3 separate regions of the Mus musculus genome follow, and all the other regions are linked to region 1. The links are chromatin loops, found by intact Hi-C in ENCODE. Cell type or tissue: gastrocnemius. All regions are shown on one strand.

What was found. A loop is a pair of places that touch in the nucleus more often than their neighbours do. Peaks named below come from ENCODE experiments on the same cell type or tissue, not always from the same donor. Only the 100,000 strongest peaks of a DNase experiment are listed, where the experiment ranks them.
Region 2: it touches region 1 in a loop (2.1-fold over the local background); 13 of 42 quality-filtered maps call a loop at or near these places.
Region 3: it touches region 1 in a loop (2.9-fold over the local background); 20 of 42 quality-filtered maps call a loop at or near these places.

The regions. Positions count from the first base shown.
Region 1 is chr3:81,920,227-81,928,226 of GRCm38, forward strand. LOC102640985 (a long non-coding RNA gene) reads right to left here and starts at 4,408. Exons shown (of 3, transcript XR_375741.2): 1 at 4,111-4,408. In gastrocnemius, a CTCF peak has its summit at 4,927 (motif pointing left); DNase peaks (open chromatin) are centred at 4,926 and 6,915.
Region 2 is chr3:81,779,337-81,787,336 of GRCm38, forward strand. No RefSeq gene overlaps it. Among named protein-coding and RNA genes, the nearest start is that of A830029E22Rik, 19 kb to the right of the region's middle. In gastrocnemius, a CTCF peak has its summit at 4,121 (motif pointing left); DNase peaks (open chromatin) are centred at 3,752 and 4,152; H3K4me3 peaks cover 700 bases.
Region 3 is chr3:81,035,582-81,043,581 of GRCm38, forward strand. It overlaps Pdgfc (platelet-derived growth factor, C polypeptide), which reads left to right and starts at 835. Exons shown (of 6, transcript NM_019971.3): 1 at 835-1,973. The coding sequence starts at 1,856. In gastrocnemius, CTCF peaks have their summits at 900 and 3,984 (motif pointing right); DNase peaks (open chromatin) are centred at 1,086, 1,307, 1,923, 3,813 and 1 more place; H3K4me3 peaks cover 2,381 bases; H3K27ac peaks cover 1,524 bases.

The sequences.
Region 1 (8,000 bases):
TTCCCACATCAGAAGAATCAACGACGACATATGCAACTGTAAAGACAACATACAATTTACTTAAACTCTTCCGCAAGTTCACTGGAAAGATTCTCTGGGCAGGTACTCATGTCTCTTTTCACAGTTTCACCTCAGGAATACTTTCTGGGATGAAGAGATGATACCAGCACCTCACAGGCCAGAATGGCTTCTTTCCAACTACTTGATTTTACATATGGACACAGGCAAGTCTTTACGTGTTCATCATGGATATAAAACAAGTATTTTTCTGTTATTTTTTCCTCCTTAATACATTTGCTATGTTTTTAGCAGTGCTTTACCAGTGTTATCGTAACGCTATGTAACAGACACCCCTGTTAAATTTTAATGGACCAGAGAAACAATCATTTTTCCTTCCATGTCTCGGTTGACGAACAGTCTGTGGATTATCTGATGGCATCAGCACTTGCCTAGGCTCTCCTGCACTAGAATGAGCTATTTCAGGTCTTTATCTCAGTATCCAGGCTGAAGGATGCTCTTGAAGGTGTGTCTTTCTCATGGCAAACAGCACAGGCTCCAAGAACATAAGCTGATGAGATTCAATAGGCAAATTGAGGCTTCGGCTTGTAACTCATACTCTATCATTCCTAGGTACTGTTTCATCAGCAGAAGAATGCATAATTTGACTGTCAAACAAGAGAGCTGGTGCCCAAAATAAGTGAGGGGAAAAATGTTATCTATAGAGAATTTATGGAGGTACAGCCGAAAGGTAAAGATCAATGCCAAATGGCATCACTGAGCCAGTCATGCAAGTAAAAGATGGCTGCTACAGTCCAGTGTCCGGTGCTGTGGTACAAATGCAAGGTTGGAGCATCACAGGTACTATAAGCAGGAGCAGCTGTATCTCTGCCCTGTCATTTCCTCCCGTTTTGTTGCAGATGCTTCGCTGTGTTGGCTACACTGCACAAACTGTCTTGACTTTCATTCGCCCCATTTGCCTTATTGTTTGGATAATGCTTTGCCAAACAGCATTTTCTTTCTTTCTTTCTTTTTTTTTTATTTAGCTCTGGTCTCTGCATAATCAATCTCATCAAGTCTTTATTGTTATGTATTCAACCAGAGGGAACTACTTCAAATATTCAATCACCCATCATAGATTAGAGTCAAGGTTCATCATTAGAGTTTGGCAGACTTTAACTGTCAATCTCTGTTTCCTACCATTAAATAATTCAGTTTCTTTAGAAGAACAGTAATTATTTCTCAGATATAGAAATTATAAATCAATGTAACTCTATAATGAATTTAGACTATTTAACAGACTTAAAACCTCATTAGGTTTTATATATTGCATTTTTATTTTAAACAAACAAACAAACAAACAAAAAACCCCACTTAAGTATCAGCAAGCTCATGAAATACAGTAAGGCAGGACAGACAGTTCATGCTTTCATCCTGACCTCTGTCATTAAGATTTATAGGTTCTGAACACATAATACATGCCCTGCTTTTGATCTCCTGGTAACCTCATTCAAGCATGAGCTTTGAGCTTTGAAGTTTTGTGGAATCCTGGTCGGTTGATCCTAAGCAATACCAACAACATCCCAGAATTTTTTATTTTAACTTAAAACATATAAGCCCTTTTATTCAAGTTGATCACAATGTAATTACACATTAAAATTTAGAAATTCTATACATCTGTGTTTCTAATAGAAAACCAATATCCAAAGTTTGACTTAAACATTTTGACCTAAACTAGAGACTTAGGTTTGAGTCTGACTTTAATTCTCATAATCTTAATTTAAAATTTTATTGTAATTTATTTCTAAAGGCATTTATTGATACTTTGTTTTAGATAAAGCTTGGAACATGCAACAAAACACACAACAATGCCAACAAGGTTTGCCATAATAAATTCCCTGATGCTATATGGTAGGGACACAGAGAAGTGAGCCAAGCAAATTCAAAAGAGAATTGTAGTTTTGCTGTAAATTTTTTATGAAGAAAATAGCTCCTAGTATGTGTGTTGCTTGAGAGAGTAAGAAAGAGAATCCAAAGAGTAAAATGAGCCAGCAATATTGTGTTGTGAAAGAGCAAATCTCCTTTGCGAATGAGTATATGTCCTTCAGCTGTCACAGGAAGGGAAAGGCCAGATGTGGATGCCAAGTAAGCAAAGGAGAACGTGGTACCCACGAGACTCATTGCAGTGGGCAGGGGTCGGGCCAATGAAAAGTTCTGACAAGGATAATCATGGTGTCCAGGAACAATATGTGCAGACTACCCACAGTAGCCGGTTTCCCTTAGAAGAATAAAAAATACTGCCTCTCTGCTCATCACACAAACTTGGAAACTAAGTCATTCTTGTGGGTTTCCTTTGTATGGGTAGCACCATGTTGAAAGCTAGATTTTCAAAGTACGTATATATGTCAGCAGAGTCAATTAAACAAACAAACAAACAAAGCATGAGTTAACACATCAACTAAAAACTAGAATGTATATTAAGGATCCTCACAGTAGGCTGAACACATTTGGAATCTGCTGTTCCCCTCCACATCCATTGTGGTTTGATGCCTTGACATCCTAAGGGGCTGAGTGAAGGAAAGAAGACAGGTGAGATGGGAAGGAAATGACAGATATGGAGGCAGAAAACCTGAGGTCAAGTGGAGTGTGCACATTGCAGGAAGTGGCATCAACTCTTCAGAAACCCGGCAGCACCTCAGCTCCTTTATTACACACAGCACAGTGGGGCGGAGTTAGTAGGCTAAGTATGAGGTGTCTGAATGAGCCGTGTCAGGCTGTAGACAACCAGGGGGGAGCTGTGGTTGCTTGTTTGTGCACGTTTTGCTAATATTTGCACACAGAGCAGAGTAAGGCGTTGCCATTCCTGAGCTTGACCCTTAGGGGGAAGGCTTTATCAGTTTCTCATGAGTCATTGCCAAGCCCATGTCAGACAAAACACATTCACCCTGGCAAGGACTTCATTGGCTCTTTACACATCCACTCAAAGCTTCCTAGGCTCACATGGTCCTTTCAGAGGAAATTATAAGATGCACAGCTTGGTAGCTGAACCAAGTAGTATCCTAGCAACAAAATGCTAAGCACTTTCTTTGCAGTCAACTAATAATTTTAATATTCTCATATACGGAGGGAAGGAAAAGGTCTGGTGCTCTGATAGAAGTGAAAATTCCTTCACAATAGAAAGGATAGAACCTGTGTGTCCATCCATCCAGCACATACCTGTTAAATGCCTGCTAAGAGCCCAATACAGTAAGATTCCTTGGGACTCACAGGTCATTGTCAACATGAGATCAAGATTCTTATTTAACACGTTATGCACTGGACTCACATAGAGTATCAGCTAACAAGTCACTGTCAAATGGCTCTCCGCTTTTAACTGAAAATGCATTAAAGACAATATCAATTTCCATTACCAGAAAACTTCAGACAAAGACAACCGACAACATATATACAAAGAGAGACACTTGTTAAAGAGATTGTTCCACTCTGTTAGGGAGGGTGGCATGTCCTGGGATCTGCAGGGTAAAGTCGGGAAGCAGGAAGCTTGAAGATCAAGACTAGCCCCAGTTCCGAAGTTCTGTGACCCAGGAAAGGTGATGGGAAATTCTGGTCCAAAAACCTGAAAGCATGCATCTTGGCAAAGCAAATGCGTCCACTCGTGTCTGGGCACAGGAAACAGCCAGTATCTAGTGTTAACGGCAACCACGTGCAGAGAAATCTGATGCCCAGAGAGACCAGTCTTTTCTCCAGACTGACCACTGACTGATGCCAGCTCCCGTCCCCCTACAGCTATGGACAGCAAGTGTCTTTACCAGCTCTGTCCCTGAAAACACTTTGTCCAAGAACATCCTTACAAAACCATTTAGCATCATGTTTAATCAAACAGCGTCACCCTCCCTGACTTGGCAGGTTGATGCATAACACCACCTATCACAGGGTCCATTTTACGAAGGTTGTTGGAACGAAGCTACGGTGAGCAACCATAATAGCAGTAGGGAAGAAAAAGAACCTGGGAAGACAGGTAAAGACCTGCAGGAGGCAGAGGGGCGGGGAGAACTCAGCTGTATAGGAAGACTTTTCTGTTTACCTGCATTTTCCAGTCAATTTTTAACTTACCTGAGAAGTTTGGAGAGGGGGAGTTTCTGAGGCAGACCGAGCATCCCCACCCTCCGCTTGTCTGTCAGCCATGATGGTGGAGATGGCGGAGAGCAGGCCTTTCACGAGTCTCACTGGGTTTGTGTGTATTTGTGTGTTACGTAACAATTCTCACGAAATGAACATGTATTTGTATGTTATATAACAAGGTGTGGGTGTGAAGACATAAAAATGAGAAATGTCGAGGCAGCACCTCCGTGCCCTGTTCCCGAGGTTGCCGGTTCTTTCTCGGAGACAATGATGGAGTGTGAGAAGAACTCACGAGTGCAAGATTGTGAAGAAAGTACTAATGAATACCCTCAGAATTACACGCTTCACGTTTCTGCCTTCAAGTTTATCCTAAAAGTCTTTTTTGGAAATGTTAATTCTATCATTTTATTTGTCTAGTTCTGCAGAAAGGAACATTTCTGAGGCTAAATCCTTATTAGAAATATTCAATTTCATCCGAAATGTTTCCACACATAATATTACAGTATAATAAGAAGTCTCTTAAAATATCTAGGTGCTTGCTTAATGTAATTATTATTACCTGTTTTAATGTCAATTCGTTCTCCTGTCTACCTTCAAAGACATCAATTGTGTGAGGGGACTTGTTAATTTGTCTCCTTGGACCTCAATTCCTTCAGCTGGAAAGTGAAAATTTGAATAAAAAGACCATTATAGAGTTCTCTAGCTTTAACCTTATATTCATGATTTTTTTACATGCCATTTATACCAGATTCTATCCTTGGCGCCAATGTACTGTCTTAAGAGATACTATGCTGCCCTCATGTGGTCAGATATGAGGATGCACACAAATCAGTAAATTTTTTTGGCCAGTTTTGTCTGCCAGTTCAGTTTGTTATCCTCAATAACAAAATTAATTAGGAACATATATCCCCCAAATTCTAATACTTTGACAAACAATAAAGATATGAATTATCACATATCAAAAATAATATGAATACACTAATGGTATTTAAAATCAACCCATTAGGTAATATAAATATACATGCCACAATTTTTTTTCAAATCTGTAATATTCAGGTGGTAAAATTAACAGTTTCACAGTGTTCTGAGAGGCCGTGATACATATTGTCTGATTCCATAACTTAAAATATTTCAACACTGTATTATCTTCCAACACCTTAATTTTGAAACATTCTATTTTTTTTTTCATATTCCTTTGTTTCTAGGAGACATTTCTGAGGAAATGGGCATAAAATGTTTAAAACTCTGGCTGGATATTATGTGGAAACTCTACTAACACAATAGCCACCCTGAAATTAAAGTGCAAAGGGAGTTGATTTTTTTATCCATTTATCAAATTGTGACCAATATTGATGATTTAAGGTAATGAGAACTTGATAGAGATCAATGGTCTTAGGCCTCCAATAAATGGCACTCTTCTTATCAATTCACAGAAGGGTAAAGTTATCAATCGGAAGTTACTCTGTGATCACTTCATGAAACAGGCGAGCAGTGGCTGTGATTGTAAAAAATATCAGTAGTGGTTTTACAAGCACGATGTCTTAGAGAAACTAAGTGGGTGAAACCAAGAATCAGATAAACTAAGACTCGGGGGAGGCTCTGCGGCTCTGAGCCCTGCAGCTGCCTGAGACGCATCTGAAGGAAGTGCATCCATCATCTGACAAGCAAATACCACAGCTGCAGGAAGGATTCAGAAAGCCCCTAGTCAGAGGCTGTGTGCTTCATGAAGCTCTTCAACCTAAATTGATCGTTTCAATTCCTCTTTCAGACCCAGAATAACAACTTTCTCTTCCTCACTGTAACTCCATGTGTTGGTACCTACCATCAGACCTTCTCAGCAAGGCACATAGGTACCTTCATATATTATTCTCCCTTCCCATACTCCAGGACCAAATAACAGTTCCTTCATTCCTATTCTTGCTTGCTTGCTTGCTTGCTTGCTTGCTTGCTTGCTTTTTCTATTCTAAATGACCAAATCTTCTGCCCATTTATTTGTGACTATAAAAGTGAATAATGATCAAAACCTTTCAATATTCTCTGGGTCAATGCAAATATTCAAGAAGGAACGGATTAGGGAGGAATTGCTATACTTAAAAAAAGATAAAATCAGGAATCATATTCCCTTGTGTTATAGACAGACAGATTTTACATTATAGGACTGTGAAAAGTTCCACCTTAGACTGTCTCTTCCCTGTCCATATATTTCTTCCCTGAGGAAGCCTATATTTATTCACATCTCTCCTTCTGAGTAATATGATATTTGCACAGGTAGTGGAGATCAAAAGCATGATACTTGCAGGGTCTGTTTAACGTGTGGGAGACACATACCTACTAAATCACCATATAGCATTAATGTAAGTGACAACCATGAGATAAAAAAAAAATACCAGAAGTATTTCTGTAGACAACAAAAATTATGCTTGCTTGCTATTTTAAATTGAGAGAGAGGAAGAGAGTTGTTGACATTTCTGTAGTAGATAACAACACTACGATCATGCCTTTAAAACACCAACTCCACCCCATATACACACACAGCAGGCCGAAAGCTTTCATCTCTGCACATTTGCTCAAATGCCTTCGGAATAAAAACAGACCGAGGTTACCATAGAAACTGCTCATGGTTTCAGGTGTTTCTCGGCTCGGGGGCATTTTGTTTCACTAACTGGGTGGAGAGGGAAGTATGCATCATGGCTTCTCATTAACTCCACTCTCCCTCTTTGTTAGAGGTTGGCTGCAGGAATCCCATGTTCTCCTGGTCTGTGTTCCCAGCAACTTCTCTCGCTGCCATTTGCTGTGCCCAAGTGGCACAGAGCCACTTTAGAAGGTTGGCGACTTCTGCCCATTTCTGACTGCATTTTCCTCCCTTCTGATCAGCAAGGAAATGAGAATGTTACTTCCATAGGAACTCACATGACATGCTTTCCTGTTCCGACTTTATACCATCCATCTGGAATGCTATCAGTGTAAGATATGAAAAACAACGGCAGTGACTGTGGAACTCCAATTAACACCAATAACAGCAAAGATTTAACAGTGTGTGGGGTTGGGGGGCCGGGGGGAGTCAGTCACGGTGTGATGCTATGGATCTGGGAAGGCCTGCTCTCTAGTATCTCTTGACTGAGATGCTGGACTGTAAACATGGAGAAGAGGAACAGGAGAGCAGCATCCATCATTGCTCTCTGTTCCTAGGTAGACGTGATGTCACCAACTCACTCAAGCTTCTTCCTTCCTGACACCGCCCCAACCCATCATTATTGACTGAACCCTTGAGCTGTGAGCCAATCTGAACCCCTTCTCTTTTAAGCTGCTTTTCCCTTTTTTAGGTCCTTTTCTCAAAGCTGTTAGAAAAGAAACCAAGATACCTGACACAAAACAAAAATACAGATGCAAATTTTACCTTCTGTGTTGGGTTAGCATGCAGTCTCAACACTCTAAGTGATGAGTACAAAAGATCATGAGTTTGAATCCAGTTTAGACTATATAGTGAATTCTGAGGCAGCATTAGGCTAAAACATGAAACGGGGTCTGAAAAAAGCAATAAGTTATCAGGAAAAAAAAAGATAAAAATGAAATCTTTCATAAGGTTCTCAGTAATTAATTCCCTTAAGGAATGATGCTCTCCTCATAACGTAGGTTGACAAATTAAACATTAAGAAAACAAATCAATGTGTGGAGAATTTATTTATTCACATGCATTCTCAAATGTCAGCTGTGTCTCTAAGTGATGCAAAAACATGCAAATCTCGCGTCACTCTGTAGAGGTGTGAAAACCCCCAGATCCACCCTGAATCAGTCTGAGACTCAAACTATCCCACCATCTTTAGTTTCGTTGAGTTAGTTTTGTCTTATTTTATCATGATGTCCATAGTATGTCACGCAAT
Region 2 (8,000 bases), 140 kb before region 1:
GTAATTGTTGCTTCTTTTTATTTTTGTTGTTAGGGTTGGCATTCTGTTCTTGTGACTGTCTTCTTTTTGGTTTGTTGAGGGATTACTTTCTTGCTTTTTCTAGGGCGTGATTTCCGTCCTTGTATTGCTTCTTTTCTGTTATTATCCTTTGAAGGGCTGGATTCGTGGAAAGATATTGTGTGAATTTGGTTTTGTTGTGGAATACTTTGGTTTCTCCATCTATGGTAATTGAGAGTTTGGCCGGGTATAGTAGCCTGGGCTGGCATTTGTGTTCTCTTAGTGTCTGTATAACATCTGTCCAGGCTCTTCTGGCTTTCATTGTCTCTGGTGAAAAGTCTGGTGTAATTCTGATAGGCCTTCCTTTATATGTTACTTGACCTTTCTCCCTTACTGCTTTTAATATTCTATCTTTATTTAGTGCATTTGTTGTTCTGATTATTATGTGTTGGGAGGAATTTCTTTTCTGGTCCAGTCTATTTGGAGTTCTGTAGGCTTCTTGTATGATCATGGGCATTTCTTTCTTTATGTTTGGGAAGTTTTCTTCTATTATTTTGTTGAAGATATTAGCTGGCCCTTTAAGTTGAAAATCTTCATTCTCATCAATTTCTATTATCCGTAGGTTTGGTCTTCTCATTGTGTCCTGGATTTCCTGGATGTTTTGAGTTAGGATCCTTTTGCATTTTGTATTTTCTTTGACTGTTGTGTCGATGTTCTCTATGGAATCTTCTGCACCTGAGATTCTCTCTTCTATTTCTTGTATTCTGTTGCTGATGCTCGCATCTATGGTTCCAGATCTCTTTCCTAGGGTTTCTATCTCCAGTGTTGCCTCGCTTTGGGTTTTCTTTATTGTGTCTACTTCCCCTTTTAGTTCTAGTATGGTTTTGTTCATTTCCATCACCTGTTTGGATGTGTTTTCCTGTTTTTCTTTAAGGACTTCTACCTGTTTGGTTGTGTTTTCCTGCTTTTCTTTAAGGGCCTGTAACTCTTTAGCAGTGCTCTCCTGTAATTCTTTAAATGACTTATGAAAGTCCTTCTTGATGTCCTCTATCATCATCATGAGAAATGTTTTTAAATCTGGGTCTAGATTTTCGGTTGTGTTGGGGTGCCCAGGACTAGGTGGGGTGGGAGTGCTATGTTCTGACGATGGTGAGTGGTCTTGATTTCTGTTAGTAGGATTCTTACGTTTGCCTTTCGCCATCTGGTAATCTCTGAAGCTAGCTGTTAAAGTTGTCACTGTTAAGAGCTTGCTCTTCAGGTGACTCTGTTAGCCTCTATAAGCAGACCTGGGAGGGTAGCTCTCTCCTTAGTTTGAGTGGGCAGAGTATTCTCTGCAGGCAAGCTCTCTTCTTGCAGGGAGGGTACCCAGATATCTGGTGTTCGAACCAGACTCCTGGCAGAAGTTGTGTTCCACTCACTAGTAGTCTTAGGATCCCGTGTGGAATCCTGTGTGGGCCCTTGCGGGTGTCAGGCGACTCCACTGGCAAGGTACCCTGGGACTGGAGTGGAGCGGAAGGGGCTTGTGCCCCAGGTCAGGCTCAGGTAGTCTGCTTCCCTATTTCCAGCGGTCTCAGGTTCCGCGTGATTGGATTGGGGCAGGCGCTGTGTTCCACTCACCAGAGGTCTTATGATCCCGTGTGGAATCCTGTGTGGGCCCGTGCGGGTGTCAGGCGAGTCCGCTGGCAAGGTACCTCGGGGCTGGAGTGGAGTGGAAGGGGCTTGTGCCCCAGGTCAGGCCCCAGGTAGTCTGCCACCCTATTTCCCGCGGTCTCAGGTTCCGCGTGATTGGATTGGGGCAGGCGCTGTGTTCCACTCACCAGAGGTCTTAGGATCCCATGGGGAATCCTGTGTGGGCCCTTGCGGGTGTTGGGCAAGTCCGCTGGCAAGGTACCTCGGGGCTCGAGTCTTATTTTTTCTTTCTACTGAAAATATTTTTGTTATTTTCATGTAATATATCCTAATTATGGTTTTCCTTCTCCAAACAGTCCCAGATCCTCCCTATATCCCTACCTACCCACATCCACATCCTTTCTTGCTCCCTCTCAATAGAAAATAAATTAGCATTAAAATAACAACAATAACCTGAACAAAAACAAACACAAGAAAAATTCACAAGAAGAACAAAGAAAACTCAAAAGAAACATATATTGATGTAGAGACAAACACACTGGCAAACACAGAAATCTCATAAAAACACAAAATCAGATACCAAGTTATATAAACAAAATGCCTACAAGGAAAGGGAAAAAGAAAGAAAGAAAAATGAAAAATAAAATGCTCAGACACATGGAGAAACAAAACCAAATCCAAACAACAACAACAATAACAAAAACCCTCCAAAACTACAATGGGATTTGGCCTGGCCTTAAAAGTGGTTTGTATGCCCAATTAGACACCTTTGGAGACAACTAATTTTCATTATGAGTGGTTATCAATTAGTTATAGCTTCTGGGTTGGAAATGTCAGCTGGACTGCTGGGCATGGTGTCACACGTCTTTAATCCCAGCACTCAGGAGGCAGAGGCAGGCAGATTTCTGAGTTCCAGGCCAGCCTGGTCTACAAAGTGAGTTCCAGGACAGCCAGGGCTACGCAGAGAAACCCTGTCTCGAAAAAGAAACAAAGAAAGAAAGAAAGAAAGAAAGAAAGAAAGAAAGAAAGAAAGAAAGAAGGAGGGAGGGAGGGAGGGAGGGAGGGAGGGAGGGAGGAAGGAAGGAAGGAAGGAAGGAAGGAAGGAAGGAAGGAAGGAAGGAAGGAAGAAGGAAATGTCCGCTGGAAACACAGACGTTATTAAAAAGCGAATTATACAAACTCATAGGTACACATATTTGAATCAGAAGCATCACTCATGGGAAACGTTAAGTTTTGCGTGATTGTGTTTTTTGGCTACCATCTGTTCTTCGAGTTATTTCTGTGTGTGGGATTCACACATCAAAAGTTCTATACAAGGATGCAGTCTTAACACTGTATTCAACGTTGTGCCTGTTCGTTTCCAACAACAGTAAGCTTCACCAGAGAAGCTATATTAGCAAAACTGGCAAACACTAGAAACGGGGCAACCTCCCCTGGAAGGCCAGCCAATGGTCTCTGCTCTGAGCTCATTACTAACTCTTCTCTGGATATACAGTTTTTCAGAACTCTGGATGTACTTTCTCAGTCCCTTTACTAAGTAATTTCTAGATAATTAAACTGATCAAATGATTGTCAGCAACAGGTTTATGAGTACAAGGAAATGCCAAACAAGTAAAGAACTGTGAACAGAAGGCCCTCTCCTGGCGCAGTCCGCATAGTTTTATTCTAATGGGTCATAGTGACTGTAGTGACATGTCTTCTCCCTAGTCCCCAAACTATCACATCACATGGTAAGCTACATGAGGCCCCTGGTTTAGTTCCTTGCGATTCAGAGATGTATAGCAAATAAAGGCTCTTTAAATTATGAATTCTTGTCTCATCCTTGATCTCATTGGGAAACAGATAGAGCAGAGTAGATTTCACTGGAGAAACTCGATATTACGGAGACAATAAGCTATGAGGAATAACTCTAAAGATGTAGTGATAGCATTTAAAGGACGTTGGGCTGCCCACAGGAAGGGCAAACTTGGTCAGGAAAATCCCCTGTTCCATTAGGCCTGAGGCTTGTTTGGGAGGGAGTGGTTACAGCTCCCGGGATGGCAGAAGGGGCTACTGGGGTTTCTGGGTCGAAGCTGGTCCACACTCAGCAGACAGGAAGGAAATGAGCCAGCCTGCTGGGTGCGGGCATTCAGCCCATTAAGCAAAGCCACAGAGGAAGTCCTGGTGCTGCTAACGACTCTAAGCCTGGAGCATTCAGTATCAGTACGCTTCAAGTACAACTTTCTGAAGGTGATCATAGGGCTTGATGTGAGCCTATGAGGTCACCGCGTCCACTGGGTACGTGGCTGGATAAAAAAGCCACCACATGTTCTCACCACACACCCACATCATGTACGGAATAATGCAGCAGAAGCCAGAAGGGTAACGCCAAAGCAAAACTGCTCAGAGGAAAAGCATAAAAGAGAGGAAGAAAGAAAGAAAAAAAAAAAAAATCCCTTTTTTTTCTTCAGCGTGTCTCTTGCGCCCTCTATTGGCAAAGTAGATATCTTGCGGCGTTTACAGAGTTGTTTTGTGTTTGGAAGTGAAATTGGCAGTGTTCTCTCTCGATCCTCACTAGGGGGTCTTGGCTGACACATTTGTAAAGTTAGTCCCTCCATTTTGAAATGGTATTTTTCCTTGTCATCTTGCCCTATCAAATTTGTAAGTCGGAAATTCAGCGTTCCCTTGATGACTCTCCAGCGACTTTCTCCATAGCAAACATCTGCCTCAAATAAACTCTCCTTTTTTCTGTCAACCTCAAACTTATGTCATTATCTGTCCTATGAACGACTATATTTATTCCTTGTGAAAAAAGAGATAAGTGCCTGTAGTTCATGAGACATTTCACTTGGCATTTCAGGTAGATAGATATAATCTGTTTATGTTATTATAATTTAAACTGCACTGTAGAGGTAGAATAACAGCTCTGTCAATTAGAAACATTAGGAATTCCATACAAAAATATTGAAATAATATGATAGTCATGATAAAAATAATGATCACAACAAAAACATTCTTAATAGGAAATTGCTTATAACCTGTCAGTAAGATTAAAACTAGGTAGAGGCTCTCAGGGGTTATCACTTCCAAACAGGGGGGAAAACAATCTCTGAAGTCAAAAGTAAAAATCATTTAAGGCTGTGAAAATTATCTTAAGAATAATAAACATGTGTTTGGAGGGAAGAGGGTCTGTAAAGCCATCCAACCCATGGACCATATTAAGACTCAGAAAACATATTAAAGATGTAGGTATTTTCCGCAAGATCTTTGATATTATTTCCAGTGGTTCCTCGTCTGGCTCCCTTTTGTGAATCTTTTCTGCTAAGCCTCTAATCCAAATCTTGTTCTCCAGGTCTCCTTTTCTATCACAGTCTTGTAACCATTCATCTTTATGTGTTGTTAGAGCCCAGTCCTATCCCCTTCCGAGCTTCCGTCCGAAAGAAGATGCTCAGCCATTCTCTACTCCATTACCTTGTGCTTCACTCTGTGTACCTTTGGGGTGGAGCTCTTTCCGACTCTGAGTCAGCTTGCTTGCTCTGCGGTGTGCTTTGAGGCTACTTGGTGTTTTAGTTAGCTTTTCAAGTACCACAGCACAAACCTTGAGATGGACCTATCAAAAAGCGAAGAGATCTTTATTTTAGCACATTGCTCTGGAGGTTCAAATATAATATCGGGTGGCTCAACTGCCCTTAGCCTCGGATGAGTGTCATGCATCACTATGGACTCGAATACTTTCTGGTCAAGACAGGAAGCAAGGAAAGATGAGAATCCCACAGTACTCTTAGACATATGCAGTCAGTGACTTCAGGAGATCATGCTAGGCCCTGTTATTTTATTTTTAGCATTTCTCAACAGGCCAACCTGGAACCCAAACTCATAACACATGGACTTAGCTGGGAGAAATTTGCGACTAACCCACAAACCTCAAGAACCTGGTAAAGAACTGGAAAATTATAGCATTAGACAATGAGAAATCTGAGCTCCCTGCCACTAGCAAACAGTGGAGACCCTTGCCAACATCCATGAGAAGCAACTATCCCAAACAAATCGTTAAGGTTAATAAAGGCCTAGACATGGTAACTGAAAGGTCATGAGAGTCTGGACGAAAGGGAAAAACCAAGTACAACCTTCCTAGTTTCTAGATACTAAATAGACCAAGAGCTATTCACATGAATGCATAACCAGTCAGGCTTTCCATTGATCTGAAGTTATCTACCAATTAAATTTCACAGGGTTGACCTTAAAAATTATCTAAATACCAAGATATATTTTTACGTTTTTAGTATTTCGTTTATAACAGTTATCTGGAAAGAAATTCCATGTGATATTATGATATATTGGTACAGAAGTCACAAGGTTTGATATTTGTAGAGTTCTACCTGAAAGTGCAATTATGATGTATTAAGAGTCAAAAACAAACTCAATAGACTCAATAGACTCGTATAGACATAGAGACACATACATTTAAACACACAGAAATCTCATACAAACCCAAAGTTAGACATCATAGTATCTACACAAATGGTTTGTAAAGAAAATCAAAACAACAGAAGAACAACAGTACGGAAGCATTAGAAGACAAGGAACCAACCGCCAAATATCCCACTGAGTTTGCTCTATGATGGCCATCTACTGTGACATGTGTTGCCTGGCCTTAAGAGCAGTTTCAATACCTAGTGACACTCCATTGGTAAGAATTAATTTATTTGTGAGAGCTTCCAGTAATAGCTTCTAGATTAAGAATGAAAAATTGTATCTACTTCCTGACTTATTCCTGGGACCTGATCAGAGCCAGACCTGTGTGAGCCCTTGGCTGGTGCCATATTCTCTCTAAATTCATACATGCTTTGGTCCAGCTATGTTTAGAAAGATTTGTTCCTCAAAATAGTCACTTTAATCTAATCACATGAACATTAAAATCTCAGCTCATGCAGGACGCCTATGGGAGGTAGTTCCTAACTGCCCGGGGCGGTTATATCTACCACACTCTTAGGAAGTATATTGATGTTGATTTTTCTTTCAAAGATTGTTCACATGCTTGCAAGCTGTCATGAGTCTCTTAATGTACTAAAAATTGTAGTCAAACAAACAACACAAAAAAGCAGAAAAGAAAGAGCTAGAGTCCAGGAATAGAGCTTGCAGAAGGCTGTTAATATTGTACAAGCTGATTGCAGAATTCTAACACTTGGAATGTGTCCCTATTTCTTTGAAATAAAACAGCATATCATCTCTGAGGTGTAAATAGTAAACACAGAGACTTGTGAACAGAGTAGATGAACAGAGAAAATAGAAAATCATCAATTGAAGTCCAGCAGATTTTATGAAAAAGTTCTCTTTTTTTTTTTTTCTGCTTTTTGAACCAAGTAATGCATGCTTTGGGAAGAGATAAAACATAATATTCGAGAAAGCCTTTGTCTTCACTCACAGTCCAGGGAACTTACTGTGGTGGTTTGAATATGCTTGACCCAAGGAGTGGCACTAACAGGCAGTAGGGCCTTGTTAGAGTGGGCATGGCCTTGTTGAAGGAAGTGTGTCACTGTAGCAGGGGCTCATTGAGATCTTCCTCCTAACCACTTGGGGAGCCAGTTTTCTCCTAGTGGCCTTCAGATGAAGATGTAGAACTCTCAGGTCCTCTTCCACCATCCCTACATATGTCACACCGTCCTTTCCACATGGCCAAGCAGGACTCAGCACTTATCTAAAAAGACAATAATGTAACTTCTCAAAATCATCGTTGAAAGGTGTGGTACAAATAATAGTGAGTGCTTTGTTTTAGTATAAATAACTATGTGATCCTATAGTCAAAAGTTAAAGGTAAGTAAGGTTTTGTCCATACTTTTCTGTGTGTTTCCTCATTGTGCAAATTAGTGAGTGCCAAGTGTGGTTGTAGCAAATGCAAGCCCAATGACTGAATATAGGATTTTCTATAGAAAGATTTCCATTTTCTTCTTACAAAGACAAACCTATACTTCTCAAGATGCCATTTGTGAACCTGAGAAGCTCTTCTCAGAGGTTGCTTATCTGAGAGTTTTATTAGCAGTGGATATCAATTGATATCAGTTTGAATGGCAGTAGGCAATTTACATCAGTTTTCTCTGATTTTACAAGCTAACATTCATTCTCTCTCTCTCTCTCTCTCTCTCTCTCTCTCTCTCTCTCTCTCTCTCTCTCTCTCTTTCTCTTTCTCTCAAACACACACACACATTTGTAAAGACACCATAATGAGTCCATTTAAAGTTATTCAAATATACACATGTTTAGAGATGCCCACTTAGGATTGCATATGGTATCATGGGGCTAGTTGCTGGGAAAGACTGGGTCTCCTCGATGCAGCCATTATTTGCCTGAAGCTCTTTACCTATGGGTGGTGGCTTAGAGATTTTCTCCATCTATGT
Region 3 (8,000 bases), 880 kb before region 1:
TGCCCTGACTGATTCAACTAAGTACTTGGTGATACATCTGTCTGACTGCACACCAAGGCATTTGCTTGCTCTAATGTTATTTTTATTTTCCTTATTTTCATTTTCTTTTTTTATTACCCCTCCATCCAAAGATGCATCTTTTGTTTAGATTTCAAACCCTACTGTGCCTTCAACGCTTTCACGAGGATTTTCTGATAAGGAAAGCATATTGGAATCCTATCAGAGACACATGTATTGCACATGGAACCACCCTAGGCCCTACTAACATGTTTTTCTCATTCTAGATAACCCCATAGGAACTTTAGTCTCAGCACGAAGCACTTCGTGCATAAAGGCAACCAGTTCAAACATTAGGGGCTCCAGGACAGCCTATGTGTAAATTGCCACACTATGTCCCCAGACACTCTAGGAGCTAGATTTCATTATCATGCAGCACCCAGCTGCAAAGGACAGGGACTCTTTCTTCTGCTCAGTGGTACCCTCCAACCCCAGTTCCTCTCCAAACAGGGTTCATGTGGATACAGTGGTGCATGGCTTCAATTCATGTTACAACTCTGACTTTATCTTTACTTTTGATTTATTCATTCTCCTTCAGACAGAGCCATTCTGGAAGCATCTTGAGTTCAACTTCCCTCCTTCAGTGCAGAACTCTGGCCACGAGTCCTGACAAAGCGCTTTGGGAGTGGGGATCCCCTTAGGAATGAAAGACAAGTTACAGCCAGGGAGAGCCAGAAGAGAAGGAGTGGCTGTCCTCTCCTACTTTTTTTTCCCTCTCTCTTTCTCTGAGTTTGCAGCACCCTTGAACAGCCCGCAGACTCCTTATTTGGGGTTAGGGGCGCCCAGGGGAAAGGAAGCTGGGGGCCGCCTGGCGGCATTCCTCGCCGCAGTGTGGGCTCCGTCTGCCGCGGGGCCCGCAGTGCCCCCTGTCTGCGCCAGCACCTGTTGGCCCGCCAGCTGGCCGCCCGCGCCCCCCGCGCCCCCCGCGCCCGCCCGGCCGCCAGCCCCGCGCCCCGCGCGCCGCCCGCTGGGGGAAAGTGGAGACGGGGAGGGGACAAGAGCGATCCTCCAGGCCAGCCAGGCCTTCCCTTAGCCGCCCGTGCTTAGCCGCCACCTCTCCTCAGCCCTGCGTCCTGCCCTGCCTTAGGGCAGGCATCCGAGCGCTCGCGACTCCGAGCCGCCCAAGCTCTCCCGGCTTCCCGCAGCACTTCGCCGGTACCCGAGGGAACTTCGGTGGCCACCGACTGCAGCAAGGAGGAGGCTCCGCGGTGGATCCGGGCCAGTCCCGAGTCGTCCCCGCGGCCTCTCTGCCCGCCCGGGACCCGCGCGGCACTCGCAGGGCACGGTCCCCTCCCCCCAGGTGGGGGTGGGGCGCCGCCTGCCGCCCCGATCAGCAGCTTTGTCATTGATCCCAAGGTGCTCGCCTCGCTGCCGACCTGGCTTCCAGTCTGGCTTGGCGGGACCCCGAGTCCTCGCCTGTGTCCTGTCCCCCAAACTGACAGGTGCTCCCTGCGAGTCGCCACGACTCATCGCCGCTCCCCCGCGTCCCCACCCCTTCTTTCCTCCCTCGCCTACCCCCACCCCCCGCACTTCGGCACAGCTCAGGATTTGTTTAAACCTTGGGAAACTGGTTCAGGTCCAGGTTTTGCTTTGATCCTTTTCAAAAACTGGAGACACAGAAGAGGGCTCTAGGAAAAACTTTTGGATGGGATTATGTGGAAACTACCCTGCGATTCTCTGCTGCCAGAGCCGGCCAGGCGCTTCCACCGCAGCGCAGCCTTTCCCCGGCTGGGCTGAGCCTTGGAGTCGTCGCTTCCCCAGTGCCCGCCGCGAGTGAGCCCTCGCCCCAGTCAGCCAAATGCTCCTCCTCGGCCTCCTCCTGCTGACATCTGCCCTGGCCGGCCAAAGAACGGGGACTCGGGCTGAGTCCAACCTGAGCAGCAAGTTGCAGCTCTCCAGCGACAAGGAACAGAACGGTGAGTATCGCCCCCTCCTCCCCCTTCCCGCGTCTCGCTGTGCGTTCGGGTTGGCATTGTGCGGTGGCATGTGGGGTCCTCCAGTCGTGGAGCTGATGGTCGGGTCTCTGGCGCTGCAGATGGGAGTTTCCTGAGTCCGCGTGCACTTTCTGGGGTGGGGGCAGATTTCGGCAGTTTGCAACTTCCGAAGCTCACTGAGTAGAGGGAGCGGGAAGTGCCCCGCAACCTCAGAGTGGAGAGGACGCATGGGCTATGGAAAGGATTGGAAAAGTCAACTGTGACCACATTGCTAGGTGGCATATGGCCAGAGTTACAAGTAAAAGAACTGCCTTTAAGAAGAAATCCCAAAATGAATGAGTCGTGGCAAGTTTGACTTTAAGCAGGTATGGGGGGGGGTGTTAAGAATGGAGAATTCAGGAAAGGTATTAAATTCCTTAATCGAAACACTGTATTATGGGAAGGCAGGCACCAATAAAGAATTAGGTGAGAAATACAGAGGTCAAGAGGCCACTTGGACATTTTCAAAGGAATTGGTTATGGTTTTTCTCTTGAACTTTTTTTTTTTTTTTAAAACGTGCCTTTGTGCCCCGAAACCCTCACCTTTTGGTGGTGTATTTTTTTGTATGTTCATGAATGACTATTTTGTGTGTGTTGGAAGCGATCTAATCCTGCATAGGAAATGAGAATTACTTTCAGCTTTCAAGTGTACCTGAAATGTTTAGAAAACTTTCAGATGCGAGTTCCCCTGGGCTGGGATTGCACAGAGCTGGAGAAAAGCCTCTTTCATAAGTCCAGGGAAGCTTCGGGGGTGTAATTTGCTTAGCCTCTGAACCCCATATGATTCACAGCATTCAATTTCTAAACTCCTTTGCTCTTGATCTACCACTATAAAGCCATTTTTTGAGACTCTTTTGTAAATAGAAATTTTATACCACACATGAAACCACAATGCTAATGTAGGCATCCTAAAACTGGAATATTAAATACCCTGTTTACAATACAAGGGGAGGTTCTCGCTGCTATTTAAGAGGGAAATATACATGTTTTTCCTACTTTGTTATCTATTTACAATGCAATTTCACTAGCCAGGTAAGATGACTGCCAGAGACAGTTGGGAAATGAGGATGGAGTGATATATATATACATATATACATATATATGTATATATATATATATATTGCTTCAAGGCTTCACATCTGGATTTCAACTCTATAAAGGACACATCTTAAAACAAAGTCCAAAAATACATATGTTCTCTTCATCATTCCTATGCATTGCTGGGCCAGGGTAATAGCATGGTGTTTCTTGGTATGCTTGCTCCTTACCTCTGGCTAATGTGATGGCATGTGGCACCTTAAGGCTCTTGAACTGCTGATCAAAGGGCAGCCTAGTGATCTATCTATAATCATAGGGCCTGCAGAGACCTGAGAGATCAAAGGAGCCACAACACCAGCTATACCCAGGCAGGAAGCAAATCCAACCAACCTTTGTCCTTTCTAACACAAAATAAATGTCTAGTTTAAAATATTGCTTCTTACTAAATCTCCATAGCAACCCAGCTTCAACTTATCGCTGCACAGTGAGTGCTCCTTTCTATTTCTGGTCCCTCATCTCCTGTGGCTGGGTCCCAGCATCCCTCGTTCTCCTTGCTACTTTTGTATCCTTTTGCTTTTTCCTTGCAGTCCCTTCTCATGATCTACATGCTATCATCACTTTGCAATGAGCGCCAGAGCTTTCTGCTGGCTGCAGCTAGCTAGCTACTTGGGTAGCTTCACATCCCCAGAAGATGGGAGTTCACTAAGCCAGGCCACACACATTCTGGTGCCATCTGATGCTGGGCCATTCTCATTCCTAAGATGCATGATGCTAAAAATAGTCTCCTCATTTCCTAATCTGTGGGCAGAGGATCTGGCTATGTTTAGCTCTTTGGAGGGTTGGCAGCAGGAAGTAGAGAGGAGAGGAACTACTCACCTTAATAGTTTTCAAAGTAAGAGAGGTAGTGCTAGCTAACACTAGGGGGCAATATAGAGCTATTTTCTGCACATTCTCAGGTTGACTTTTAGACATAGGGTTTCAGGGTTTGAGAATAACAGGTGGGCTTGGAAGAAGAGCACTCTGGAATGTGACCAGATTTCTTGGAATAGCAGCCACTTCTTTTGACTTTTTTTTTTTTTTTTTGACTTCCCAAAGTGTCACTTCCTTACATTGGCTAGTTTCCACCCTCATATTTGGTTGTGCTTGAGTTTTGATTGCCCTGTTGCTCTTTGTGTTGATGATCCTCTGGTTCTGTAGGCATGACCTTCTCAACAGTTAGTTCCCTTAGACAATGCCAGGGGTCAACTTGATTCACATAAAGGCCTTCTAAGGGCCAACCACAAAGTGTCCAAATCGATCTGGATTTGTGATCATAAGAGGTTGGTTCTGTTTTCAAGTTCCCCCTCCTCTCTATGACTAGGGCTGATTAGTTTCTTTAACAATTTGATGTCATCAGTGGAAATTGGATGCTATGTTTGTCCCATAGTGGAGCTAAATATGCACCCTTGGAATGGAGCATATATACATGACTCAAAATTAGGGAATAGGACCATTTGCCCAGTTACTAGCTACTAGATTGTTGTTCTTGCTATTTGAATGTAGCATACTTTTATCTTTTCTTCCCAATGTCAGTGATGAAACTCAGGCCTCACAAGTATTAGATAAGCACTATCCCAGTGAAAATTACCCCAGCTCTTCTTCAATCCCATTGTTATTCCATACCCCGATGGCTCCAATATGAAGCCAGGCTTCCTAGATTTTCCTTGAGGAAATGAGTTGAAAAATAACTTTTACCTACTTGGAGGACATCTGGTTGTTAAACACAGGGAGGAAATACTTCATGTTGGCAAAGCACTAGCTCCAGATAACAATGCCTACTATGAGGTGCTAGAGTTCTTCTATTGAGTTCCAATAAGGAGGAATTACATAGATATTCAGAAGCCGCAAGAAGAAAGGCTCAGTTTGCACATCAGATGTAGCAAATAGATACCAACTACAAAGCTATCTGTGGAGCTATGTTTCACTTGTCTTACGTAAGTCATTTTAACTGACCCCTAATCTGTTTTTTGTTTTTGTTTTTGTTTTTGTTTTGTTTGTTTGTTTGTTTGTTTGTTTGTTTTGCTGTCCTTATTCTCCCGAAACACCTTGGGTTTTTGTCTTAGACTTTGTCTTTATTAGGGCTCATTTATGAGCAACAGTTACAGTGTATGCCCTTTCCTAAGGGAAGGTTTCATGGTTCTTTGGGCAACTTCCCTTGGGGAGATGGGTTCACTAGAAATGCTTTTGAATGTTTGGTCCCTCTTTTAGTGCTAGCTCTTCACACTGCTGCCACAAGCCTGCAGGTAATCAAACAGAGCCCACATTTTACCCTTTAGATAAGAACTTGGAAGCTCTTTTGTGAACAAACTGACCAGAGTCTTTAAAGATGCTCAACAGTACACAGGCTCTGACTGGGGACTCCAAGGACTTTCCTGCAAGGCAGTCCTTAAGTTTTAGAGTATGACCTTTGAAACATATATTTTTGTTCTTTATGAAGAAACTTCCTCCTATGGCTCTGTTCTGTATGAGAGAGCTGAGGCAGCTGAATAAGGAAAGAACAATTATGTAATGATGAGTGCGGTCCTTTCCTTCCAATAGCTGGGTTTTGGAAGTCCTGTACCAACTGCAGTAGTCTATACCCAATCAGACATATGTTACATTCAATTTAAAAGGTATTCACAGAGGATAAAAGCCCTGTAGAAGCTTTGTAGGTGGGCATGGAATGTGTTAAGTCCTTCTAAACAGATGCTGGGATGGGAACTGAGCTTTTTCAGTAGTTCAAGCTTGACTGATACAGAAGACTGGCATAGCTTTCTCAGTCAGCTAAGCAATGCCCATGTCTTGTCTTTTTTACCTCTTTGAAATCTCTTTATCTGTCTTACACTCACTTCTACCTTGTGCTTGCAATGTCTGTAGTGTTAATATTATTAGTTCCATATTTCTTACATGAAATTATGATAATCTGATGTATATTAATTTATATAAAGCACCCACAAATCAAATATTTCCAAGACCACTAAAATTGTCCACATAGCTTTGTGTTAGTGTCAGTCCAAATACCATGTCATAATTGAAGTTCCTTCATTAGATTATTCTCATTTTAATGTTTTTAGTCATTTATTTGAAACTGTTGTCTGTAGCCAGAATATCTCAGTATTTTTGTGTAATTTCCCATTCATTTATTAAACAATCTGTGCTGTATATTTATTTCCACATCTGGCTTCAACTATGGGTAAAACACTATCCTTTCCTTTCTCCTATGAATCTATCTAGAGGTTAATCTCCTGTTGATGTGCCCTAGTACTTATGCTATAATGTTAAAATGGGAAAATGTTTGTACTGAGTCGTCTCTTCCAACAGCACAAAGGGTCTAGCCATTCAAAGCTGCCTGACACAGACCCAAGTCTAGGAAAAGCTCCTTCAACTCTGGGTCTCAGAGCTGAGCGGTCAGTGTCTCTATCATACCAACAGTAAAGCTTTCTGACACTGTGGACAACTAGCAGAGATTGTAGGTAAGCTTACAGGAGGGACCTAAAATGAAGGGGTGTGGTTTCTTTTGGTTGCCCGTCACCTACTTGCAACCTTTGGGCTTCCCCTTTAAAGGATTGTGCTTGGAAGAGATGGAGGCAGACATGGACACACCAGTGGCTTAGTTATCTGTCTGAGCCCCTGGAAAATACTAACCATAATTCCTTTGTATAAGTTCTAACTTCTTGTTATGGATATTAGACACAACTTCTCCCAGGACAGGTTTTGCTGACCCTTTAGTCAAAACTAGCCAATCTACTTGTCTTGTCAAATATAATAGTATAATTAGCTTCATAGAACTTTCCATGTTTTGTTTCTTGTTTCTTGATTCTTTTTTCTTTTTTTTTTCTTTTCTCTACTTTTCTTTTAATTGTCTGTTCTTCCCTCTTTTACTATGGAGTGAGTTTTTTGAGACCATCTGCTGATCTGTTTTCTGTAGGAGCTATAGCACCTGGATCAGAGTACAGGAAATTCTGTTCTCATTAAATATTTGTGAAGTGTTGTTTTTCTAGCAAGACTGTAGCATCTTCTATAGAAGCAAGTCCTTTTGAAAGATGCCTTCCATGCTGTTTAGTCTTTTCATTGGAAGATAAACTTGGAAATGGTGGGACAGATCATAATAATACTTGATGCTATTGATGAACCTACCAAATCTCCAAGTGTTGTGTGTCAACAGTGGGCAGGTTTTCTAGATATGCTGATGTTGGCTTCTCTCTTAAAAGTGCTATTTGTTTATGTACCTGTGTTGTGTTTGCTGAGGATGGGGAATTGATATGAACCAAGACTCCTGAAAATGGTAAGTAGATGAGAAGCCAGCAAAACTGGGATGCTTTTCATTTTGAACTTTGGCTCATGGACAGCTTGGACCTTAAAGTCCTAGAAACATGCAAGCAGTGCTATGCTGATGAAGTTTGACCTGAGAAGATCCTAGGGACCACTGATAGGAAAACTGGGTGAGGCCTTAGACGGAAGACATCCCCTGTAAATATATGAATAGATCAGTAGCCAATTGCTAATATGATTTCCTTATATTGGAATCAATTAGGCCCATGGCATTGTGCTGTCAGAATGAGGCACATTTTAAAGCATTTTTAAAAAATATATATAAGAAGGTATTGGGCTTTGCATTGTGCTCAGTTTACAAGACCATTAAAGAAACAACTTCAGAACCATCACATTCAGTTCCTAGATCAGCTTGTCTAGCTATTACCTATGGTGGTGATTCTATGGTATAAATATGGGACAGTTTGGCAAAGGATTAAAACAGCTGCTTTAAATTTTTTTTACCATTTAGTTTCAGAGCTTCACAGCAAGCATGTAGACTGCTAGGTGAGTTGTTTTTAATATTTCAGGTTGTAATTCAGTATATATTCAGTTTATAATTAGTTTATAATATTTCACTGTTTAATGTTTCAGTTCAGTAAC